Linked DNA regions of Homo sapiens: regions 1, 2, 3, 5 and 6 are each linked to region 4. The links are chromatin contacts, found by Hi-C or POLR2A ChIA-PET in ENCODE. All regions are on one chromosome and are shown on one strand. The core of a region is the stretch at or near the end of the contact, and the rest is flanking DNA. Distances in the headings are between cores, read along the strand shown.

Region 1 (4,168 bases), core at 340-2,839, 7.7 Mb before region 4:
AGAAAATGGTGAGTTGTTTTCTAAATAAGAAGGATCAAATTAGTCAGTTTTGCTACACTGGGAAATCCAACTCTCATGGGATAGTTGTTACCCTGAAAGTAGGTTATCCAGGAGATGAGGGATCAGATGTAACTAAGTGAACAACAGCCAGCCTCCATCCAAGCAAGAGCCCATATTCACAAAGAAGGAAGAGTTGCTGATGCCTTTACGGCAAAGATTAAAAAAAGGCATTTTAGATGTATATTAATTTACTTAATCCTCGTAACAACTCTGAGATATTATCATGCCCATTTTACAGATGAGCAAATGGAGACACAAAGAGATGAAATAATGTGGTCAAGGTTACATGCTAGTAAGTTGCTGATCTGGAATTCTAACCCAGGAAGTCCTGTCTCCAGTGTCTATGATTTCACCCACTACACTATACTTCTTAAGCATGTCAAGAAAGTGAGAACTTTAAATTGATTTAATTAGACTAACTCTGAAAGTCTGAAAATAAAATTGATTCATTGGAAACTTTTCATCAGTCCTTATTTTGGGGGATATTCAATTTAGTGAAATTTAGTATTTCAGTAAAGGTTAATTCACTACATAAAACAATGTGATTTTTTTCCTTTGAGGCACAGTTTAGTATTGTGATCAAGATTTCCCTGACTCTCCCAGCGGTCTGAATTTGGGTAAATCACTTCACTACCCCTTGACTCAAATTCCGTATTTATAAAACAGGTAAATACTGGTATTATCTTCTAAGAGTGTTGTGAGGATACGCAGATTTTTTAAAAAAGCAGTTAAAGCCTTTAAACAGTAATTATAAGCAGTTGTCATAATTATGCCGTTGTTAGACTTCTAGGTCAATGAATCAGAAAATTTAAATCTCAATGTTTGATTATAAAATCTGGTAACAGATGGGTGAAAAGGAACCTGGAATGGGTTTACTCTCCAGGAGTTCACATTTAACTTTTCTTTCCGAAGTTCCGTCTATTAACTCCTGTTCTATGAAGTGGTAGAAAAAGATGAGGTATTAATTTTCTTTCTTAACAAATATTTGAAGGCATAGTTGGTGTTGGCGAAGGGAGATGAGGAAGACATATGTGCTTTCTTATGATATTAAAACCTGGAAGACAATAAAAACGCTGATCAAATAATAAAAAGCGTTACCTATGGCGGAAAAGGAAGCTCAAATGTTCTTGTCAGGGGAAAACGACACAAAAACTGAAAGAGGGAAACAAAACAATTGCACAGGTGATATGCATTAGGGTTGTTAGGGATAATTTCTGCGCCCAAGGCTCTTATTAGTAATGAAATACGGTGTGAGGAGCTGAGATTCGTTCTGCAGTCTCAGTGTTAGTCGGAAAGTAACCCCTCCCTTCCCATAGAAACAGAACCGGACTGGCGGCGCGATTACACCTAAAACAAGTTGCAACCTCATTTCCCTGTAGGCACGCCTCTTTTATCTTAACCACGCCTCTTCATTCCCTAAGCACGTCGTAAGCAAAGGGAATATCGCGAGATCTGTACATTGTCTCTTTTCTGACGTTTTCAGCTGTGATAGTCGCTTTTGTTCTCGCGATATTTCCGGGTACGCGGGAGCCCCGGCGACCCGGGCTTCTGTGAAACATGGCGGTAGGCTGGGACCATAACACAAGGTAAAATACTGAAACACCGCTGGGTGCTGTTCCCTCGGTTGTTCCAGGGCTGTTTAGGGCGTAAATGCAATTGAGGGAACTGGGAGCCTGTCATGGGCTTGGCTTCCTGTCTTCATTGATCTCTAGAGAGCCGGTCGGACGGAGAAGCCGCTCCACCTCCCACGGGGGCGTTACTGGCAGGACCCTAGGCAACGATGCTACTGGGAGCTTCCCTTTGCCAGGTCCGGGTGCTTGTGTGCTATCCTGCAACTCGAAGGAGTTCAGGTGCTTCCTCGATCGCACCTGATTCTGACCCTTTGCTTGTCACAGTGCCCGGTTCCCAGGTGGTTTCTCCAGTCCGCAGGCGAGTAGGATCCCAATCGGTCGAGTCCCAGTCCTCCCGGATGTCAGACTCCCTACCCCCATTCAGACAAATGCCACATTCGTGGCAGCACGTTGCCCTCTGTCTCTTTAAGAGTCTTGGCCTTGCCCGGAAGGAGTTTCGCACAGTGCTTCGGAAAATGAGAAGGGGGCGGGGGAGGGCGAGATGCTGAGAGACAGGTTCGACTGTCACTACTTTTCCTCGGCGCAGGAAACCTTCCGAAGGCAACGTGTCAACTCGTGGTGGAGAATAGCCTTGTTTATCTGTAGTATATAGAGTTGACAGGTCATTGTTTGAGAAAACACGTTTAAATAACTTTTATATTTTAGTGCCCCCGAGACTTAAAGACAAAGTGGCATAATAGCTGTTAAAATGTTGCCAGACTGGTTTTCAGAAGCAATGAAAGTTACAGTTAAAAACAGGATTTATTCATTTGAAGTTGTAATTCAGTATTTCAGTTAATTGCCTAGCCTGATACATTGGACTCCAGTATACAGCAATTATAAAGAATGAGCCTGGCTTGTTCACTGAAAAAAGACATGGTTATTTACCTAATTTGTTTGTTGATATCTTTAAGTTGTTGTAATTATGCCAGTTCTAGTGGAAAACATGAGGAAAAAAATTCTGATTTTTTGGGAGGGTGGGGGTTGGCGGTGCAGGGATGGATAGAGAGAGGAGGATTTTTTTTTTTTTTTTAAATGATGGTGAACTTTAGTATACAGTTGCGTGTTATAATGGCTTCCTGGTACAAATCATAAAAATATATCAAGTTTGAAAGATCTCTCAAAGGAAATCAGGCCTAGTCTGGAACAACGAGAGTTAGGGAAACAACAACAACCACCCACACATTTTCTTTCTTTGGGGATTGATGATTTAAGTGAAAGAAATGGCTATTTTTTTTTTCTTTACCAGAAGTTACTTTTAGGCAGTCAGTGCCTGCTAAAAATCCTATTTAATAGTTTCCCAATATTTATTGTAATTCTGCCTCTTAATGTCATAGTGGTCAAATTATTTAACCTCTCTGTGCCTTAGTTCCTTCATCGGCCAAATGAAATAATGATACTTAACTCATAGGAAGGTTGTGAGGATTGAATGTGTTGAAACATACAAAGCATTTAGAACAATACCTGGCACACAGTAAACACTCAATGCATGTTAGCTCTTGTTATTTTTTATTTTCATTTTCTAACATCTGTAGTTACAAATGTTGCCTTGTTACTTAGTCAAAATGTAGACTGAAGAAGATATTGTTTAAAATAATATCTTTCTGAACTCCAGATTGATTAAACACTCTGATTGGTGTGGTTAATGTGTCCTTAAACTCCCATTATCCAGTTGCTTGTTTTCTTAAATTATTATCCTCTTTTAATGACTAAAGCATAAGTTCTTCCTTTCTATTGCTCTATATAGTCACGTTGTAGTGTGGCTCAGATCTACCCTCTGAGTGCCTTATTAACCCCCATACTCTTTGCTTTTGAGAACATTCATTCTATTGTAAATATATTTCATGTGTCCCTGACCTTTTCCTTAATACTTTTTAACTTTAATTTTCTATACTTTTATTGAGAGCTACTATAGTCTAGTTGTTCTTTGAGGAGGATTATACTTGTCCTTGCTTCACATTGCTACTAGGCACTTTTAAGGTTATTCTGTTATCACTCTATAGTCTCTCTTAACTTTTAGTCTTATCAGTTTATGCCATCCTAACTTCAGGAGATTGTCAACTAACCTCACATACTCTCCCACTTTCCTCAAAGACTTTAACAACTAAATCTCAAATATCCTACAAATCTTTGCTTTTTTTCAGAGAATTAGAAATAGATATTACATGCCTCATTTTTATCTTAACACTGTGAGGTAGCCATTATGTCCTGCTGCCCATCTTTTAAAATAAAATTATGGAGAGAGGATTCTAAGAAGTTGAGTATCTTTCCACACTTGTCACACAACTAGTAAGTGCCTAGGTAATCAGGGTTTTCTGATTATAAACTCACATTTATATTGTCTTCCTTGGCTTCCAAGTAAACCTTTCTGTCACTTAGAATGTCATTAGGTTTATTTGAATTATGTTGGGGTAAACAAACATAATATTTAACTCTGTTGTAAAAGGTCCAAATTTTAAGGTAAAAATAAGTACAATTGAGGGGGTTGGGGGGTTGCT
Region 2 (4,263 bases), core at 6-2,505, 9.0 Mb before region 4:
ACAGAGTCTGGGGGTGAATGTTTACAGCTCCTGAAGCCCCAGTGGGTGTGTGTTACAGGATGCTCTTTCAGTTTGCCTTTAGGGGGCTTGTGTTAACCAGCTCAATTAGACCCTCTACCTTGTCGCACAGACAGCGAGCTTTCTGTATCCTGGGTTCTTGCCTTGGTGTACCAGAAGAATTGGATCACACGTGGGCTTGGAGAATGAGTGCAAAGTTTTATTGAGTGGAAGTAGCCCTCAGCAGATGAGGGACCCAGAAGGGAAATGGTTTTCCTCTGGAGTTAGGCCGCTTGGCGGCCCGGGCTCTTTTCCGACTGCCCAGGCCAACCTCCGCATCGTTCTGCCCGTGAATGGCCTGCGGATGTGCCAGCGAGCTCCTCTTCTTCCACCCTTATGCTCCTCTGGACGTCTGGCTGCCTGTGTACCTGCCTGCTAGGGTCTGGGGTTTTCATAGGCACAGTATGGGGGAGTGGCAGGCCAGGGTGGTCTTGGGAAATGCAACATTTGGGCTGGAAGGCAGGAGTGTCAGTCCTCACCTAGGTCGGTGGGCGTGGAGCCCTAGCAAGGGACCACACACTCCTCTACCCAGCACTTCACTTCGCCCATCCCTATCATTTAAAGGGACCACGCTCTTCCCTTCCCAGCACTCCCCTATCATTTCTACACTGTAAATTTTTTTTGTTTATATTTGTCTCATCTATCAGGTTGTGAATTCCTTCACATTAACTTGCATGGAATTCATCTTGTTATAATGTGGTACCTAAAAATCCTAGTACTCTGGTTCAAAAATATATGTTTAACAAATGTTCAGTGAAAGCGAATGAATGAATGAACGATGACTCCCACACACGGAGGAACCCTGTCCTCCTGTAAGGTACATGATTTGAAGGTCCCAACAAGTCTATCTTGGAACAGGCCCAGTTGCGATGCCCATACAGTTCTCGGACTAACAAAAAGTGTCACACCATCCAGATATGCTTAATTTGGAAGCAGCTGTAAGCAGACTCCCGGCCAGCTCAAGTTTCCTCACCTGGGAAGAGGCGGGAGGCTGTTTACCGTACGGAAGCATAGCGGCCGCCTGCCTGAGTTCGGGAGCGCGGGTTCCTTTCCGGGAAAGAAGCCTAGGCCGTTTTCCGTACAGCAGCATGGCGGCCGCCGACGGGAGGCGGTCATAGCATCACGCCCGGGGGAAGAGGCCGCCGTAAAGGAAGCTCTGCTTCCTCTTCTTCCTTCTCCCGCCTCCCACCGGCTGTCGTAAAACGGTGAATGGAGAGCGAGTTGTGGGGGGGAAAAAGGGAGGACAGGGGGCGCGGAGTCAGAGTGGCGCAGCAAGTGGCCGCAGGTGGCGACGGTGGCGGGGGGTGGGGTGTGAGGTAATCCAGGGGTCGCGGAAGAGGAGGCTGAGAGGGTCAAAAGAAAACTAAAGCTGCAGTCCGGCCTACTGTTCCGGGGGCCGCGGAGCCCCCACCCGGGGAGATGGACCTCAACCGGATCATCCAGGCGCTGAAGGGCACCATCGACCCGAAGTTGCGGATTGCAGCCGAGAACGAGCTCAACCAGGTGAGGAGAGGGTCTTCGGCGACCCTCTTCCGCCGAAGGGGCGCCCCTGCCGGCTGGCCGGGCTCCCTCTCCCCGGCGCCCCTCGTCCTCACCCCCACCGGGCTGGGGCTGACGCCTCACGGCTGGTCCCGCTCTCCGACCCCGCTGCCCCCCGGTCCAGTGGAGCAGGGCTCCCAGGATCTTTGCCGAACAGCTCGCGCACCTGTTGGCCACCTTTGCACCTTTTCGTGTCGTCTCCCTTCTCCAGGGCAGTTTGTTCTGCCTACTTGGTCCGCAAGAAGCAGTTTTTGCAACCTGTGCTAGTGTTTTCAGGGTGTGATTTATTTTCCTTAAGTGCGCGGACTTGGGGAGCAGGTGGGAATTTTACTTACAGTTCAAATCTGAGTTCAGCTTTTTTCCAAACCCAGCCCTTTTTAGGTGTTGCTGTGGAGCACGCTGCCCACCGCCTCCTCCTGTCGGGTTGGCAGGACTGTTTTGACACCGATTGGCCGAGTTTTGCGGAGCGCTGGGCAGTGCTGTTGGGAGAGTGCTCTGGGAAGAATAGGCAGTTTTCATGGTGATACTGCTTTATCTAAGACACATCAAAGTAAGATGTGTTGGAGAAATTTCTTATGAATGCTAAAATGTGTAAGACTTCTTTCTTTTCTCCGTCTCCTGTTCTTCCTAATTAGCCTTGACGTCTTTCCAGCGTTACCCCCACACTTCAAAATTTTAATGATCCCAAACTCCAGCTTATTTCTTCTTCCCTACCGGTACTTAAGAATCACAGACCTCTTACTAAAAAGTAGGGATTAAGAGCTACCACTGGGATGGAGCAACAGCTGTTTTAGGTTGTGATGACTTGTAAAATGTAAATATTCCAAAATCAGCTGTTCTCAAAGCGTTGCCCAGGACCTGGAGCTTCAGCATCACCTGAGAACTTACAAATTATGCAAATTACGGGGCTTCAGTCCAGACTTAACGAATCAGAAACTGTGGGGGTGGGACCAGTTGTATTTTAACTAGCTCCCCCAGGTGATTCTGTGCCTCCCGAAGTGTGACTGAAGTGTGACTGTCCTAAGTAAATGTTTCTGTTGGAATTGACTTTAAAAAGCTGCGTGTTGGGAATCTTTGAAAGGGATTATTTTAATAGGAAACCTAGGTGGAGTTTGGAGTAGGTATAAATGCAGGATTCCCCAGAGATAAAAGGGAGAGTGAAGACACTGCCAATGGAGAGGAGGTTGGGTTGAACTAATGCCCAAAGATAATGCACTGGTGCCTGAAAAAGAAATGGACTGTCACTTAGAATAGGGGGAAGTTAAAGTCAGTACCTGTCCCAGGCTTTGCAGAGTAAAAGTACTGTATGTTGGCTGGCTGGAAGAATAGTAATCCAGGGGTTAGTTAGGAAGAACAAAGCAGGAGCTGAATTTGCAGTCTACTAATATGAACAGGGGAGTTGGCCTGTTTATGACCCCCTTCTCACAATGAGGCCAGGTGTTCCTTTGATATCAGGTTACACTTCCCTGCCCTTCACCTAACCTTCATTTCTTTCTGATTCATCAGTATATAAGTACAGTTGATGTTATAGAAGTGGAAAAAGTATATGAGAAAGCCTGCAGAACTAGGAGACATTTAAGACCCAATCCTATTTTTTTTCCCATGGTATTTCAGACAAAAGCAGGCACGTTCAGGGTGGTATGGCCGTAGACTCTTGATGGTAGTTCAATCCAAATCCATTCCATCATCACTCTGCCCTGCCCCATAGTGTCCCACCTCATCACAGACCGTGGTTTCCCCAGCAATTTCTAAAGGTAGCTTATTGCTATACCACTCATTTAGCATTTATAATTTATATAAAGCATAGTGAAATGCTTTAAGGTTTTTTGAATTGGCTGTAAATAGAACAAAATATAATGTCACCTAACAGTGTAGTAAAACATGCTTATGATGATGGGTTTTGCCTGCTTGTCCTTTGCCACCACTGTAACATCCGACTTTGTTGGATAAATGAGTGGGTAAATCACCATAAGTGGTTATGGTCCACCTCTTCGACTTTAGTCTAGGTCTCCCCTCAGCAAGTATGTTCTGCATAGGGAATGGGAGCAGCTTCTGCGGTATACTGATGGATCTGTCAATTGCCGTTTAGAAAAATAAGCAGCTTCTGCACCACAGCCTATATTCCAATGGATAAATTCTCATTTGGAGCTATATATTTTTTTCAGGCCAGCATTTTTCTGTTACTAGTGAGTAGTTTTCTGACTGCTATTTGTGATATTGTTTCTGTGGGAAAATGTATTTGTAGTTTTATCTCAGGATATTGAGCGAACCCTATACATCTTCCTCATTTTCTATAGACCAGAAGTCCCATTAGAGGCAGCATAGAGGAATAGGAATGGGTAGGTACCTTGCTTAAGTAATTCATCCAGAAAGGTGTCCTCTTTTAATAAATTATCCTTCACATGGCCTCGGTAGGGAAATAAGTTTTTACTTTGATTGCCAAGCTTTTGAATCTCTGCTTTCCATGCATGTGTACATGCAATTTTCATTACCCTTTATTAAGATAATTTGTTTATGTAAATAGCACAGAAATATTTATTAAGTTACTATGTTGCAGATATTGGTATAAGAGTTTGTTTCCATGGAGCTGGGGATACAGGCAAGTAACTAATATAATTTCAGGTCATAAGTGCTGTGGAGAGTAAAGCCCGAGCAAGAGTGTTGGGA
Region 3 (3,891 bases), core at 1,085-3,584, 7.3 Mb after region 4:
TTTTTAAATTTACAAAACTACAAAGATTTTAAATAACTTCAGTAACTTGGTATTCATTCCTGGAGTAACCTAGTCTTAATATTTATATATGTTGGATATGTGTCAAAATTTTGTGGCATCATAACCACCAAACTAAAATTTTAAAATATACTTGTTATTGACAAAGTACTAATAAACAAATAGTTGGTGTTCAGGCAATTAATTAATCTTATTAAGTTTACATGATTATATCTGCCTTGTAAGAAACATGACAGCAAAATCGTCCCATCAATAAATATGTTCTTCATATTCAAGAGCATTTTCAAATACCTCTTACTACCTTCAATATTAACCTAAAAAGCAATCATCTGTATATTCAAATGAAAACATACGCTTATATACACCAAACTATTTCATTTTTCTGGAAATGTAAAGTGTACCATGCCCTAAGATCAAAGATCAAAGTTCTTTTGTTAACCGAAATATTTATGTGTATGTTCAACTCGAAAATGCCTGAAATAGCATGTGGTAGAAAGGGGCTGCTAGGTAACCACTCCAGAAACATAAAAGGGAGAAAATTACACAACTGCTCTCTAAATATACTTCTGTGTAGAAGACCTCAGAGATCCAAGAATTACATCAGGTCAAATATTCTCTTGAGAAAAAAAGAAGAATCTTTCCTACCTCCATTCTATCTCATATGTGACGTCATTTAAAAATCCACCAACCAAAAGTATTACTTTCAATTACATCTAGGTAATATTTACTAATGGTATTTGTTTTAGGCAATAAAAATTTCCCTAAATTAACCGAGATTATAAAGCAAGAGGCACGTCTTCATTTGACAGTAGACTGATTCAAACTTAAAGAGTTATAACCAACCAAGAAACCAGTTGTTGTATATATGAACCACAAATGAAGTCTATGGAAAACATTTGCAAGTTTCTTTGCTTAGTAAGAAAGAATTTGCACAACGGGAGAATCATATCAAATCTTATATAACTTCCCCCAATTGTGTTACATAAGATTTAACTATAGTTGACACTACCATTTTAAACTAATCAGTAGCATATTTATAATTACCTTCCCTAAAAAACTATTAATAAAACCAGGAGCACACTTACAATTAAAAAATCAAACACAACTGTATCTTACACACATGCATACAGTACAGTGTTTAAAAGAAAAAAACAGATTTTTTTTATTAATGGTCCACTTTCTTCAAAGAGGCCTCAGGGTAATGGATGTTCTTTCTAGAATTCTTCATCAGAAAAATTTACCAAATAAATGTTATAGCTTACATATCATAGCAAACAAAAATGCTAAGAAAATGAGTTGATTAATTTCAAAAGTAACAATAATCTAGCTGAAGCAGTAATGAACAAGTCACCTAAGAAACTTAAAACATGTAAAATTCAAATGCCCAGAAACATACAAACTGATTAAAATTAAAACTTTATTTACTTAGGATCAAACATTTAAAACCAAAATAATCCTCAGATTGAGATTTCATTTTCGATTATACTGTAATTTCTTCCACTATTCCCGTTCCCCCAATATTCCCAAAACTAAAATTGTTTCTGTTTTGTAAACATTCCACACATCCATAACAGAACAGGTAAAAATAGGGTTAAAAATGTATTTGCAAATATGCAGTTCAAATAAATGCACTTCCCGTGAGAACACCACTAGGTGCTGATCTTTACCACCGTAAATATAAACCTGAATCCAGTAATACTTTAAAACTGAAATTATAATCAAGAACCACAAATGAAAATCATTTTTACAGAAAATTAAGTCCACAATTTTTCAAAAAATCGAAAAAACAGAGAAGAGCTTGAGGTCGGCCCAGGAGTACAACATTAGAGTAATGTTTTTCTTGAAAATTGTGAGAATTTAAGGTTAACACAAAGAAACCCCTCAAGAACGAGGAAAATTAAATCTAGAACCCAAATGGCGTCCAACAAGAACATTAGATCTTGAAAATGAATATTGCGCTTGCGCAGCCACCGCCCCGCCAGCTGCACAACTGCAGCTAGAGCCCGACCCCGCAAGATCACGTGCTCCCATGCAGCGCCGCCCGCAGCTCCGCAACCGCGCAGGCGCAGACACAACTCCCGCAGCCGCCATAATGCGGTCTTGACTCTTCAGAAATACAATAGTAATTTAAGAAAATGTGGTTTTAACAGCCCCTGGGATTCACATATACCTTTTGGGGCGGAAGCTGAGGGAGGGGGAACCAAGTTCCTTCCTACAGAGCCGTCCCGCGCAGCCGTCCCCGACGTTGCCGCCTCAGCTTTTCGCGCGCTTCAGTCGCCGCGCCGCCGCTGCCACCGCCGCCGCCTCCGCAGATTCAAAAACAAACCCGCTTCTCCCTTGCACGCGCCGGGGCCGTTATGCAAATTAATATGGGCGGGGCTCCGGGGGGTCGTGCTATGTACCCCGCCCACTGTGCTATCAGCCAATAAGCTCAAGGACTAGCCATTCCCCATGCAAATTCTGGTTTTTTATTTGAATGAGGGACATTGGCCCCGCCTCCTGCGTGGAAAAGAGAAGGAAGCCCGAGGTGGTGGCGCTGCGTCTCTCAGTTGCAGTGTGAGGTGTGTTTTTTGAGTGGATCTTCCTCAATCAATAAGTAGCACTTTGTGAGCGCCCTCTATGAGGCTTAGAAAAGAAAGAAGGAAGGAGGTAGGTGAGAGTTTAAAGAGCAGAGGGAAAGATTTTCATAAAAGCCAGGAGTATGTTGATTTATTCATCATTTATGTTTTAAATTCACAGAATGTACTTTGAATTGTATTAATAATGAAGGAATGAAAAAAACATACTTTCTTTCAGTTGCTTGGTAACAGAGCAAGCACTTTTTATCATACTCTCTCACCAGAAGTTGTATTCATCCCATTTATTCAATTTCATGCTGGGAGTCGGCCTTTAATGAATTCCACAGGAGGTAGTGGACAAGTCACTGCCTTACTGGTTAAGAGATCTGGGTTCAAGTTCAACTACTGCAGCTTCCTTGCCGGTTCCTCGGAATAAGTGTGTTACTCAGTTTTCTCACCTGTATAATGGCAATCATGACTATAGTTGAACTAGGTTGGAAGCACTAAATGATAGAATAAATGTACATATGTTTTGGCCAGGTGCCGTGGCTCAGGCCTGTAATCCCAGCACTTTGGAAGTCTGAGGGGGGGTGGATCACCTGAGGTCAGGAGATCAAGACCAGCCTGGCCAACATAGTGAAACCCCGTCTCTACTAAAATTACAAAAATTAGCTAGGCATGGTGGTGCGTGCCTGTAATCCCAACTACTCAGGAGGCTGAGGCAGGAGAGTTGCTTGAACTGGGACCTGGGAGGCCGAGATTGCAGTGAGCGAAGATCTCACCACTGCACTCCAGCCTGGGCTACAGAGCAAGACCCCTTATCAAAAAAAAAAAAAAAAAAAAAGAATAAAAGTACATATGTTTTGCAAGGCAAGAATAGCCTGAAAATAATATTAGATGGTACCGTGTGGTTATTGTTTTTTTATGTAACTTCTCATTATATGAATGTATTGGTTCAGTATTTATTTAGCAATCACTGTGTTGTAGATCTGTTAGGTGCCTGTCCTCAAGAAATCTGTACTCTAGTGAAGAAGACAGAAAACTGAACAAGAAATTTTTGTAACTAATAAGAAATTAGAATAGGGTTGTTAATACTTATTTTTATAACTGGAACCATTCAATTTACTTAAAATATAAGGTGGCCTTTAGAAATATCACCTAGGGCCGGGTGCAGTGGCTCACGCCTGTAATCCCAGCACTTTGGGAGGCCGAGGCGGGCAGACCATGAGGTCAGGAGATCGAGACCATCCTGGGTAACATGGTGAAACCCCGCCTCTACTAAAAATACAAAAAAAAAAAAATTAGCTAGTCGTGG
Region 4 (3,957 bases), core at 1,198-3,697:
TTTTAAGGCATGAGAAGTCAAAAAACACAGCAGTATGGAGTCATTTACTATAGGAGTGAATTACTCCATCTTCTGCAACATCATAAATATTGTTGACAACAGCCCACAGGCTGGAAAAGCCCAGACGGGCAACTTGTATGTTGTTATGTTTACATCCTTTATCTAATCATTTTAAAATTCATTGACTTGTTTATTATCTATGATCCTCCACCAGAATATATGTTCCTCATGAGCAGGCATTTTATCTGTCTTGATCACTGAAACAGTGCCTGTCACAGAGGAAGTCCTCAATATTTTTTGAAAGAAAAATATTCTCCTTTTGACAAATATTGTTTTGACAATTTTGGACATTAACATTCAATTTTATAACTACGTTTCTGGGAATTATTTGTCCTTATCTCTAAATTAATTGGTTTAGCCATCATTGCCTGTATTTTTATGCCATAATTCCCCCCTTTCTTGGATTCCTAATTTTGCTTATTTTTCAATATGTTGGCATATAGTTTCCCAATGATTTTTTTCAAAATAGAATGGTATGGGGCATATATTTTCTGGATCATTGTATATATAAAATTGTGTTTTACACATAAAAGATAACTTGCCAGGGTATACAATTCTCAACTATTTGAGAGGGGTAGTATGCTCTCCTGGCATTTAGAGTTACATACTAGAGCATTCACTTTGTTCAATCAGATTAGAACACCTTGTGGCGAGGAATGGAAATGAGGGTAGAGGAGGGAAATAGATACCTCTTTTCATTTTTTCCTACCTCATCTCCAAAGTTACACAGTAATGGGGATGGCAAGAAGAGGAATAAGTGGAAAGATATTTAGAAGTAAAGTCTAAATATCTGACTTGCAAAGTAAGTGAAAAAGAAATCTAGGGTACCTTCTAGATAACTTGCTAGGCTGACTTGGCTATTCTTGCTTCAAACTTGGATTTAGGGTTAATGTAATACTTTTGAGATTATCCTCCAAGCTCTTTTCCTCACCATCACATTTTAATTTGTAATTGGACTGTATCTTCAGTCAAAGTCCCCACTAGCTGAATGATTTATGCTAGGAGAGTTTGAGGCTTATGAATTCTTCTCAACAAACCCTTCTCTTAGTGATTCTTTACTCTGAATTTTTATTGTACTTTAACCAAATTTCTATTGCCACTTATTGTAATTGAAATAGGTTGCCTACTTGTCTGTCTCCAATGGACTAGGAACACCTCAAAGGGCATAATCTTATATTTATGTTTTTTACCAATGCTTGGCACTGAGAATAAACTGAAGCAATAATTATAGAATTAGTGGTCATATACAAGAAATATGCATTTACAAAAAAAAACACTTCACATACAGGAAGTTTGTGAGATGGCTATATTTGAAAGCATTTTAATTATAAGAAAACAGAACTGAAGCCAGACTCTTCAGAATTCCTCCAATTTATCATTCATTCATTTATTCATCAATGCTATATTTAGGTACCAAGCACTGGCTGAGTGTTGAAGACAGAATGAATGACAACATCCAGCTTTGGAGTCGATTAGGGACTAAAAAAGAAAGTGCATCTCACTTAGTGGTCCCACATTTCCCCTAGAGGGCAAAGCCTGACCTTGAGACCAGGTGGAATTGTAGGGGAACTTCAGATGGCAGGGACAAAGCCTCATTGGTCTTGTCAGGCAACGAGTAAGCAATCATTGCGTGTTTGTTGAAACAGGTTGAAAAAAATAGTCATTTTCATCAAATGAACTTTAAAACGGAGATGATCTAAATTCAGATGTATTTTTTTAAGTCCTTTAAAGTTTAACTGAAATGCAACATAGAAATTTATTTCTGGCCGGGCGCGGTGGCTCAGGCCTGTAATCCCAGCACTTTGGGAGGCCGAGGCGGGCGGATCACGAGGTCAGGAGATCGAGACCATCCTGGCTAACACGGTGAAACCCCCCTCTCTACTAAAAATACAAAAAATTAGCCGGGCGAGGTGGCGGGCGCCTGTAGTCCCAGCTACTCGGGAGGCTGAGGCAGGAGAATGTCGTGAGCCCGGGAGGCGGAGCTTGCAGTGAGCCGAGATCGCGCCACTGCACTCCAGCCTGGGCGACAGAGTGAGACTCCGTCTCAAAATAAAAAAAAGAAGGAAAGAAATTTATTTCTATTTGTACTAAATCTAATAGAACAAGAGCGTTAAAGTCCAGAAGAGTCGGGGATGGGCAAGTTTTATAAATAACTTGGCCTCCGCATTGAAGAGCCTGCGAGATGTGAGACCAGCTGAGAGCGGAAGCCTCTGGAAGGAGACCTCCTCATCTGGAGGGTGGGGGAGGGAGTGTGCATACTTGAGCCCTTGTCCTTGAAGGGGATTGAGCGAGCCGAGGGGAGGGGTAGGCGGTACTCGGATTTCCAATCACAATGGAGAAACCTAAGAGGCTGCGGTGGTTGTGGGGCCCCGCCCCCTCCTCCCTCCTTGCAGAGCCGGCGCCGGAGGAGACGCACGCAGCTGACTTTGTCTTCTCCGCACGACTGTTACAGAGGTCTCCAGAGCCTTCTCTCTCCTGGTAGGTTTCGGCTCAGGACCCTGAATCCTGGCCCACAGGCAAGCCTGATGGGACGTGCGGGGTAGTACTTGTATGGGGAGACGCGGGAAGGAGGAAGAAGCACATCTGTCCTCCGCGGCCTTTAGCTCTGAGCATCCGGCCGCGGGCCCTGACTTTGCCGCTCAGTTTGGGGCGCAGGGGGGGCCGTGCCCTGGCGGAGGAGCAGAAGGCAGAGGGTAGCAGCTGCGGCTCAGCGGAGAGACTTGTTGCATTTGCAGCTAAAACCAGGCCCTACTTGTCCTTGGTGGGTTCATGGCGGCCACATCACCCCCACGGCCTGCTGGCGGGAGTCGGGACACGTGCCCGAGTAGCTGGGGGAGGGGGACGGAACCAGGTGGCCTATGAAGGCTGGACGATCTTTACCTCGAATATTTGAATATATTGCCACGGTAATAGAGAAATGCCCTTGCACTCGCTGGGATGAGGAGAAAGGCACCTAGATGACCAGCACGTTTGGCGCTGCACTTATTTTTACCCGGCTCTGACGGTCTTTCCAGGAGCCATGCGCCAGTTCTTTCCTGCAGGGCCTCTTTTCTGGATGCTTAGGGGCTTCGTTTACTTTACCAGCCTTGGGTGCTCCGAGTAAGGAAGTCCTAGACTTGTCCCCACAGACCTTACTCGGGGAGATCTCTAGCTTCTGCATGCCCTCGTGATCTGCTGTTCTTTGCTGCCGGTGCCCTGAGGAAAAGATGGTTTGTGCGCACCGCGAGCAGTACAAGCTGCAGTAAGGGCCTGGGGAATGGGGGGAGGGGAGGAATTCAAAAGCAAAACCTGAATTTTTAAAAGATTACGGTGAGAAAGATTCTGCAAAGAAGATCTTTGTTCCTGAAATTAAGGCGCTCCTTTATTTCTAATGATTTATATCCACAGCAGTGAGGAGACATAAGGGACCAAGACTCAGAGATTTTTACCGTTTGTCGTTCTTGTTCCTTACAGCCTGCACTCTGATGTTGGCACAGGCCTGTATATCATGCAGACCATTTTCTTCTCATTTCTTAAAACTCTTTTTAAGGAAAAATTGAAGAAAAGCACTTTCTCCAGAAATATCTGAAAGAAAATCTGGTTCGAGCCTTTAAATTGTACTTCCTGAAGTTTTCTAAATTAAAAGGTCTATCAGAACAACGAATCTGTATTTATATAGCCACTGTTTCTTCATTTTCATTTTCCACTGCTTCCTGGGCCCCCTGTATACCAAAACGGTCGTAAACAGACCATCTAACAACAATAAACTTAAGTGCAGAACAACTATTCATGTGTGTCGTCCTTCAAAAAGAGATGCAGCATTCTTTCTTCTGAGCCTGTTTAAAATGCAGGCCATGTCTGAATTTATTTCATTTTAAGGTCATCTATTTGTGGAGGCACTTGCACAACATTGCATCT
Region 5 (4,411 bases), core at 1,891-4,390, 6.9 Mb after region 4:
CTCTCTCCAATCAATAGAGCAATCTCCGAATCCTCATTTACATAGCCGCTCACATAAATAACGAGGCCAGCCGGCTCAGTCTTTGGGGACCCAGATGAATTTAGCGGTTACGGGTTTTCCACGACCACGCTCGCTTCCAAGCACATAAACTCGTAGGAAATAAGAAAACATGGTTGGAAACAGAAAACAATCCAGAAGAAGAGCTACAGGGGTTGTCCGTAGACGTTGCTATGCTAAGTGGATGTTCTCATATAATACACCGTACTACTCAGGTAGGTTTCTGTCTCCGCAGCCCGTGCTGCTTAGGCGAAACAACAGCCTGTCCGCGGAATTCTGCCTGCCCAGGACAGGGTCCGTGGACTGTTTCTTATACAAGCGCCTTGCCTCCAGCTAGCTACCCAACAGTGTAGAGACCACCCTGGTCTCCCCGCAGGGTCCTGCGGCTCACAGCCAGCCAATCGTTCACTTTTGAGTCTGAAGCTAGAGTGATGACCAGACGTGAATGCTTCCTGTGCTGACGGGAGGAACAAGCTCGCCTAGCCAAAATATCTTTTGTCTTTGAGGCTATGGGCCTGCAAAGAGCCACTAGGTTTTATTGGAGAGGCCAAAGTCTTGGCCTTGGCTTGCTCCCCGCAAGCCAGGGCGCCACAGATCAGCGGATCGGGTCCTCTGCGAAGACGTGGAGGTCCCCCGGGTCTCTTTGTAAATGAGTCCAGAGACTAAAGTCAGAATGGCAGCTTATTCTTATATACCTGAATTGTGGACCCATGCTTTTTGAAACAAAAAGAGTGTTTCAAGTGTTTTGTTTTAATTAAAAATTACTTTCTCCTAATTCATCGAGGTCATTTCATTTTTACCTGAACATTTTCAGTAACACAGTTAACACCGATACGTGATGTAATGTTGAACGCTTGCTTTTTAAAATAAACATTTTATGTGGATTCATTTACATTTAAAGTAAAGCAAATTTACCTTCTCACTATCCGAATAAAGATTTGACTTCATTGAAATAACATTTTCAAATATTTATGTATATGTCATTACTGCCTAGAACAATGATGAACCCATACTGGGGACTCAATAAATGTCTTCAGAGCTATTGTCATGGTTTAGGCGGTCTTTCCGGAGCCAGTCTGCCTCAGCCTAAATCCTGGCTTTACCACTGAGCAGTGACCTTTGATAAGTTATTTGACTCCTCTACCTGTATCAAAGTGTTTTGAAAATTAAATACGTTAGTAAGCATCCAATAACTCTTAGATATACCAAATAAATGGGCATACAAATCTCTGATGCAGTTTTTAACGAGATGTTCCTGGAATGAGTTCTGTAAACTAGCTTAAATTTTTGCCTGTATCTTGGGGAATTTTCAAGAGTTTTTAAAAGTATTACTATTTTAGACACGATTTTTTTTCTTTTATTCCAATAAGCAAGAGATTTCTAATTTGAAAATGTTCTAGTCTTGATTTCTTAGAAAGCTTAACTATAAGTAAGTCAACCGATTTTACCATTACAATAATTTTTTTTTTTTTTTTTTGAGACGGAGTCTCGCTCTGTCGCCCAGGCTGGAGTGCAGTGGCGCGATCTCGGCTCACTGCAAGCTCCGTCTCCCGGGTTCACGCCATTCTCCTGCCTCAGCCTCCCGAGTAGCTGGGACTACAGGCGCCCGCCACCACGCCCGGCTAATTTTTATGTATTTTTAGTAGAGATGGGGTTTCACCATGTTAGTCAGGATGGTCTCGATCTCCTGACCTCGTAATCCGCCCTCCTCGGCCTCCCAGAGCGCTGGGATTACAGGCGTGAGCCACCGCGCCCGGCCCCATTACAATAATTCTTATCTCTTCAAGATCTGATAGACTTTTCCTCTTCCCTCTGAGTCAAATATTAAAATCATGAGTGAAGTTCGACCATTCAGGACTTTTTCCAGCCATTCAAGACAGTGTTCCAACTCTTTTATCTTTAACAAAAAGTAAAAGAAAAATAAATACCTTTTGGGTTATGAAGATGGGCATGGATTGAAACAAATGTAAACTATAGGCATTTATAAATATAACAAAATTTTACCATAAAGTCTTCCTGCTGTAAAGGCTTATCTTCAAGACCAGGGACAAAGAAGCCCCACTTACTAAAATTCATTGCTCAGAATCCTAATTAACTACCTGGGAAAGACTTATGACTCATCCTCTAAATAACAGCTGCTTTTTAACACAGTAAAACCTTTAGAGAAGACAGGGTCCTGACACCTTTGAAGAGCGGTGACACCTTACAGAAACTTTCGTTTTTGTTCAGGGATTCTCTTGAGAAAGGAAGGGATTCAGAACCTCCTGAGGGGATTTGCAGTAGAAATCATTATTCCAAGTCATGATTGTGGCATCCATTGTTTTACAAGAACTTTGAATTTTTAAGTGGAAAATGTGAGATGAGAACCTGAGATTTGAATGACATAAGACATTGACAATATTTCAACTAAATAACCACAGGAAGTTACTTGGTTGAAAAGCACACAGGCTCTTGCAGGGCAGGAAAACCTGCAAATTGCGCAGAAGCAGCTGAAAGGGGAATGGCGGGGGTCGGGGGGAGGTGGGGGTGGAGTGTAGGTGGGGGACGGGAAGCTGCACTTTCTTTTTTCAATTGAAAGAATTTTAATTATCTGCAGGGCCGTAAAAGAGAAAAAAGTCCTCTCCCCCTACTATGTCTTCAGAAGACCCACGTGTGAAAAATTTTAAATTTTAAGTAATTGCTTTGAAATCTCGGATGTAAAGCTTTTCAGGTTTTTATAGAGTTTCATAGTAAGTCAGGAATTCCGTTTGAAAAAACAGAAGGAGGGAGGGACAGAACAAGGAACGTGCATAGGATCTGGCCTACTTTTATTTAAGCGCTGAGAAAAGGCAATATAAATTCTTTTAGCTCATACTGTTTTAACTTTAAAACGTATCACCATGAACCTTTCTCCAAACATCAGAAAAAATTTTCCCAAAAGAGCAAACAACAAAAAAATCAGGCTGGTTTCGCTGACTGCTTCCTGGACTTAACAACTATAGCATGTCTCCAGAGGTGGGGCCTAGAGCTCCGCCCACTTTTTTGATGTTTTCAAACAGGTCCGCATCGAGAGACTATAAGCCCTGGTCTGCGACTGGCAATCACAGTGGGCAGCCCGATTTTCTGCTGAGTAGGCGCTGTGATTTCAGAATGTCTGGGCGAGGTAAAGGTGGCAAGGGGCTGGGTAAGGGAGGCGCCAAGCGCCACCGGAAGGTGCTGCGGGACAATATCCAAGGCATTACAAAGCCGGCGATTCGCCGTCTCGCCCGACGTGGGGGCGTCAAGCGCATTTCTGGTCTCATCTACGAGGAGACCCGGGGAGTCCTCAAAGTCTTCCTGGAGAACGTGATCCGTGACGCGGTGACTTACACGGAGCACGCCAAGCGCAAGACCGTCACGGCCATGGATGTGGTGTACGCGCTGAAACGCCAGGGTCGCACCCTTTATGGTTTCGGCGGTTGAGCTGTCCCCACAGCTTCTCTACAGACTCCAAAAGGCCCTTTTCAGGGCCCCCAAACTGTCACAGAAAGAGCTGTTAACACTTCCTAGATAACGGGTAAATATCAACCCTTTGATGTCGCCTTCCGGATACCGGAAATGGGATATTCGCGGCCCGAGCATCTGCTCGGGATTAGACTTGGCGGGCACGGGGAGAACTAGACCTCAAGGAGGGGGTTCCGCCTGTGCTTAGGTACGACCCTGGAGGTGCCGCGCAACGCAGTAGTGACCTCCCAAAATCCAGACACCGGATTTTGTTTAGAAGAGTGCTTGTACAAAGCCCTAGTGTTAGAACTGGTCATGGTCTTCTAAGCGGCCGAGTCGTTGGCCCATAAGCACGTATCGGATGGCTTCCATGTAAATCAGGGCTTAGGTGACTTCCTGCTGGCCTTCAGGGGTGAGCGTCACGCGTCAAGGGCGGTTCGTGCGTGTGCAGGGCTTGCTAAGTCGCAGGAAATGGGAGGTCGCAGCACGCCGCTACCTGCAAGCCCGAAAGCTGAATGCAGCTCTAGTGTGGCGCGTAGTCTTACTGGGTACTATTTTACTTAATCGCTGACGTTGAGTGAGAGGTGACCAAGCTCAGATGCTGAGATTAAGGCGGCCGGGCGAAACTCGCGACACCCTGCGATTCCCTCTTAGCCAGCTGCGTAAAGTTGCCTACGCCAAGCGGGTAGCGTCCTGCTCGGCCACCTGGCGGCGGGCGTGGAGTTGGCAGGCAGGCAGTGGGGGTCACGCCGGCATGAAAGGCCAGATCACCTGCAGGTCGCCAAGTTGCCGGGAATCCCCCGCTCCGAGCAGTGTCATGCCCATCACAAATAACCCTATCGCAGCCGGGAGGTAAGCCCTGGCTTCCGAGTAAAGGCCCTGTTCAGAGCAG
Region 6 (3,945 bases), core at 1,049-3,548, 5.9 Mb before region 4:
CAGGAATTTAACCAAAAACTGATCCTACCTTTCTCAATAACTCAAACATCTTTTAAGTATTCCGTGTTTTCCTACACCATATCTGCCTCATAAACATGGACTGAGAAAGAGAAATATTGGTTTAAATTAAGTATGTAAAATTACTGCTATTATTCAAACTGTGAATCAAATTTAGAGTTTTGGTATATTCAAGTCCCTAAACTAGGACTAGTTTCTTGGAAAGAAAGTGTAAATCTGAATTTGGCACATAAGGATAACATCCTAAAGATACTCTTCTTTACTGAACCGTCTGGCTTTTGCAGCCCCATCTTTTGGTATTACAAATGCAGTTGGAACACTATCAGCCAAGGAACACTACCGTGAGTTCACATTAGCCCACAGGAACTCCACTCCACAGCTCTATCCTACTGAAAAAGTACACTGGAAAATACAGTATGTTTTATGTACTCCCCATAGAACATAAATAGAAAAGACTTGTTCACCATTATTGCAGAGCCATTTGCAATTTCTGTGTCTTAAGCCAAAATACAAACCAAAATTAAAATGTTGTCTTTCCAATAAAGCGAATTTTCCTTTCTCAAAAAGCCTGCTATTTTATCCACTCTATTTAATTTTTTCAGGAACTAACAACAATACAGACCCAGGTATGTCATAAACAACAGCACAACCAAACACTTCTTTCTAGTTCTGAAACCTAATGATCATTTGGCTAGAAAGATAGAGAACCCCATCTATAGTCCTCTATCCCTTTTCCTGACTTGGGTTTACTAGACCTACTGTTGTGGCTTCTTTCTTTCTCCATCTCCTGGAAATGCCTTTTCCCTTCAGGGGCCTGGGATACGGATTTTGACTCACAATGAAGTCCACTCCCATTTCCTCCAGACCTGGCAACAGTAGGATCCTCACTGCTGAGGAGGAACTTCGGTGAAGGAAAGGGGAAACTTGACTCAGGAGTCTCAGCGCTTACTTTTTTTTTTTTTTTTTTTTTTTCCTTCCTGCTCCAAAAGAGAGCCTTAAAGCACTGATGAGAGGGTCCTGAATCGGTGTATGGAGTCAATTTCCCCGCCCCCTCGAGAAAGTCAATCACACCCAGTTAGTGACCTGGGCACACAAAATCTCCACATAGGAAAAAGACAGGGTTTGAAATAGGAAATAAACAAAAATCAGAATTCTATTCTTTCACTTCTTAAAAGTATCTTTTTCCTCCCGCAATTGCTTTCTCAAAATACCAAACTTGGACTTTGAAATCAAGTTCTTTTTCTATTGCTCTCCGCAGTTCTTACTGAAAGCAAGGATTTGTTTTGGTCCCACATGTTGAAAACTTCACGTCCCTATAATTAAGAGTTTATATGCCACGCCTTCCACCGCGTTTCCCTGTTAAAACTCCCTTCTCTAAAAAAGATCCCTGAAAACACAACTACCAGCTCGCCCCTCAAGCAGCCACAGGAAACAGATCTGAAGATTCTCAGCAGCCATCCTAACCTCTCCAGATATAAAGCTGGCAGCTGAAGGGATTTCTCGGTTAAAATGAGTGAATACTAGTTGCAGTTTTAGAAGTGTGCCCCCAAGAGACGAGTTTTCCCGCAAGCTCATAATTAATAAACACCCCAAGTGAATTTCTCACATCCTGACTGGATTACACAAAAGGATATTTTACATTGATATATAAGACTAACATTGATATTCTTTTAATATATAATAGGCCACAAGGAGACAAAAAAATACAAAACTTTTTTTTTCTTTTCAACGAGCATAATTTTTGAGTCGATGATCCATAATTTTTTGTGGCATTTTTAAATGCCTCAATACACACAGACAGAGAGACACACACGCCCCTCTGGTTGGGGTTCTCAGGTATTACCGGGAGCCTAGGGTGTGGGGGTCTAAGGATACAGACAAGACCTAAACGTCCAATCCTGGAGTATTCTTCACGTACAAGCTCGGTCCAAGCCCCAGGAGTTAAGCCCTACCCCTCCACCCCCACCACCCCCAAAAAGTGCCCGTTCCCATTGGGAAACAGGAGTGAGTTGCACAAGGAAATCGACCCGGGGAAGAGGAGGAGCAGCTGCAACAGCCAGCTGCAGCCACACAACGGTGCCACTTCCCTCCCGTCTGGGAGTGGAGCAAAACGCCCTTACCTGGGGGGTGGAGAGCCGCCGGCACTAGTTCCAAAAGTTCTGGTCCACCTCCTCTCGGAGTTCAAAGCCCCAGCACTCCGGCCCGGCCGCCAGCTCGCAGCACACGAGTCCTTCCCCGTCCTTTCCCCACCCTGCCTGCACTACACCATGTCAGGAATCCGGGCAGGCACCGAGCTGGGAGCTGACATCACTCCCAGTTCCAGGTACCTCCCCCTCCCACTGCCGCCCTTCTCTCCTCCCTCCCTGCAGGAATCAGCCAAAGAGAGTCAGCAGTGGGGCGGGGCCGGGGGCGCCTGCGCGCCCGCTGATTGGAGCCGGGGAACGTCACTCAGAGGAGTCCACTAATTTTATGCATTCCTCGCTGAGCCAGACTAGGGCTGGAAGTGGGTGGATGGAAGAAAATGCTGCCCTTCCTGCTATCTCTAAGGAACGGAGATAATCCGATGGGGAAGAACCTGGCGGGTCGAGTTTTAAACTTTTCTTGTTGTAGTTACTGAGATTCCAGATCAGAAACGAAACTAACCCACGCGAACCCCCTTTTTAAGGAGAAACAATTGCCTCGGTGTCACAGGCACACGGGCATGTACAAGCCCGGCGGCGCGTGGTGTAGAAAATGGCTAGCTTTAAGCCATGCAAATAAAGGAAAACGTCAGCTCACCCTTCTGCCCTTTTATCCTGGGACTGCTGGGTGTTCCCTTAGACGGGGAATGTAGAACTTCAAAAGCACTTCAGAAAGATTTGGAAGAGACTCCTGAAAACGGTGACCGAGCTTTGAATTGTTAAGTGGTGGTGTTGTCAGCCATGTGGCTGCTGTTGCTTTTAGCGATGAAAATCACACCACACAAGCTTCTCGGGCAAGTAAAATTGAATCTCTGAAGCAAGAAAAATGTATTTCCCCGTTTAAAGACCTTAAGGCTGCTGTTTCAATGCACACACTGAAAAGGGTGGAGGAAGGAGGGACCTCACAATTGAGTTCCACAAACCACATGAGAATAATTACTGTAGAATGGAACCAATTGTAGTGGCTGAGCTCTCAATTAAGAATTAACTAACGTTTATCCTTGACAGATATCATGCGGTATAATCCCCTTGGCTGACAGAAGAAAAAGATTCTCAGAAAATGGTTCTTTCAAGGCAGATGCTGCTTACAGGCAGACCTGAATGGTGAAAAGCAGCTTTATTTGTATGAGATATAGGTAGCATATAACCCACCATCTTCTAAAAATATAGTGAATTAATAACTTTCTCTTTTTTTTCTTCTTTTTTTAAACAGGTCACTCTGCCACCCAGGCTGGAGTGCAGTGGCATGATCTGGCTCACTGCAACCTCCTTCTCCTGGGTTCAAGTGATTCTACTGCCTCAGCCTCCGAGTAGCTGAGACTACAGGCGCCCACCACCACACCCGGCTGATTTTTGTATTTTCAGTAGAGACGGGGTTTCCGCCATATTGGCCAGACTGGTCTCGAAATCCTGACCTCAGGTGATCCACCCTCTTCGGCCTCCCAAACTGCTGGGATTACAGGCGTGAGCCACCACACCAGGCCTCATTGTTTTTTGATTGATGACATGCCATACATTTACCGATCTGCCAAAAATTGTAGAGGGATGCACAGAATCCAGCATTGTGTCTTGTTTAATCTTCTCAATCATCCTGTAAATTGAGTGTTACTAGCCCTATTTTAACGTAAGGAATCAAAGGCTCAGCAAAGTTATGTAAGTAAATTTCTCCAAATCAGCTAGAACTTGGATTGAAACCGAGGTCTATTTGACTCCAAAGCCATTGATTTTCTTTCTATATCTCAAGTAT

The links. A loop is a pair of places that touch in the nucleus more often than their neighbours do. ChIA-PET counts read pairs that join two places held with the same protein, here RNA polymerase II (POLR2A). Pooled maps may share reads with other maps.
Region 1: a pooled map shows a loop between it and region 4 (9-fold over the local background). The contact joins the promoter of ERGIC2 here to the promoter of LDHB in region 4. A Hi-C loop is called at or near these places in 1 of 37 single-sample maps with no recorded cell type and 9 of 50 pooled maps. POLR2A ChIA-PET finds 5 or more read pairs at or near these places in 1 of 52 experiments (activated CD4-positive, alpha-beta T cell).
Region 2: a pooled map shows a loop between it and region 4 (4-fold over the local background). The contact joins the promoter of IPO8 here to the promoter of LDHB in region 4. A Hi-C loop is called at or near these places in 1 of 50 pooled maps. POLR2A ChIA-PET finds 5 or more read pairs at or near these places in 2 of 52 experiments (AG04450 and WTC11).
Region 3: a pooled map shows a loop between it and region 4 (4-fold over the local background). The contact joins the promoter of ATF7IP here to the promoter of LDHB in region 4. A Hi-C loop is called at or near these places in 2 of 50 pooled maps. POLR2A ChIA-PET finds 5 or more read pairs at or near these places in 2 of 52 experiments (OCI-LY7 and activated CD4-positive, alpha-beta T cell).
Region 5: a loop to region 4 is called in a map of CD8-positive, alpha-beta T cell, with 20 times the contacts of the local background. The contact joins the promoter of H4C16 here to the promoter of LDHB in region 4. A Hi-C loop is called at or near these places in 1 of 168 maps with a recorded cell type or tissue (CD8-positive, alpha-beta T cell) and 7 of 50 pooled maps. POLR2A ChIA-PET finds 5 or more read pairs at or near these places in 1 of 52 experiments (activated naive CD4-positive, alpha-beta T cell).
Region 6: a map of B cell shows a loop between it and region 4 (20-fold over the local background). The contact joins the promoter of PPFIBP1 here to the promoter of LDHB in region 4. A Hi-C loop is called at or near these places in 1 of 168 maps with a recorded cell type or tissue (B cell) and 2 of 50 pooled maps. POLR2A ChIA-PET finds 5 or more read pairs at or near these places in 1 of 52 experiments (OCI-LY7).

What each region holds. Positions count from the first base shown.
Region 1 is chr12:29,378,593-29,382,760 of GRCh38, reverse strand. ERGIC2 (ERGIC and golgi 2) reads left to right here and starts at 1,589. Exons shown (of 14, transcript NM_016570.3): 1 at 1,589-1,646. RefSeq lists an enhancer at 1,857-2,026.
Region 2 is chr12:30,692,861-30,697,123 of GRCh38, reverse strand. It overlaps IPO8 (importin 8), which reads left to right and starts at 1,255. Exons shown (of 25, transcript NM_006390.4): 1 at 1,255-1,560. The coding sequence starts at 1,477. RefSeq lists an enhancer at 866-1,365 and a silencer at 1,456-1,505.
Region 3 is chr12:14,364,125-14,368,015 of GRCh38, reverse strand. It overlaps ATF7IP (activating transcription factor 7 interacting protein), which reads right to left and starts at 2,334. Exons shown (of 15, transcript NM_018179.5): 1 at 2,189-2,334. It overlaps LOC124902884 (a long non-coding RNA gene), which reads left to right and starts at 826. Exons shown (of 2, transcript XR_007063220.1): 1 at 826-2,667. RefSeq lists enhancers at 619-758, 2,115-2,174, 2,645-2,704, 1,936-2,753.
Region 4 is chr12:21,656,332-21,660,288 of GRCh38, reverse strand. LDHB (lactate dehydrogenase B) reads left to right here and starts at 2,447. Exons shown (of 8, transcript NM_002300.8): 1 at 2,447-2,538. RefSeq lists enhancers at 1,966-2,145, 2,020-2,548, 2,526-2,775, 2,806-2,895.
Region 5 is chr12:14,769,860-14,774,270 of GRCh38, reverse strand. It overlaps H4C16 (H4 histone 16), which reads left to right and starts at 3,140. Exons shown (of 1, transcript NM_175054.2): 1 at 3,140-3,551. The coding sequence starts at 3,187. The coding sequence ends at 3,498. It overlaps LOC105369669, which reads left to right and starts at 3,614. Exons shown (of 3, transcript XM_047429947.1): 1 at 3,614-4,371. The coding sequence starts at 4,118. RefSeq lists enhancers at 106-315, 1-446, 3,328-3,657, 3,322-3,918, 3,919-4,411.
Region 6 is chr12:27,522,559-27,526,503 of GRCh38, reverse strand. PPFIBP1 (PPFIB scaffold protein 1) reads right to left here and starts at 2,298. Exons shown (of 30, transcript NM_003622.4): 1 at 2,139-2,298. RefSeq lists enhancers at 1,676-2,276, 2,523-2,982, 2,880-3,481.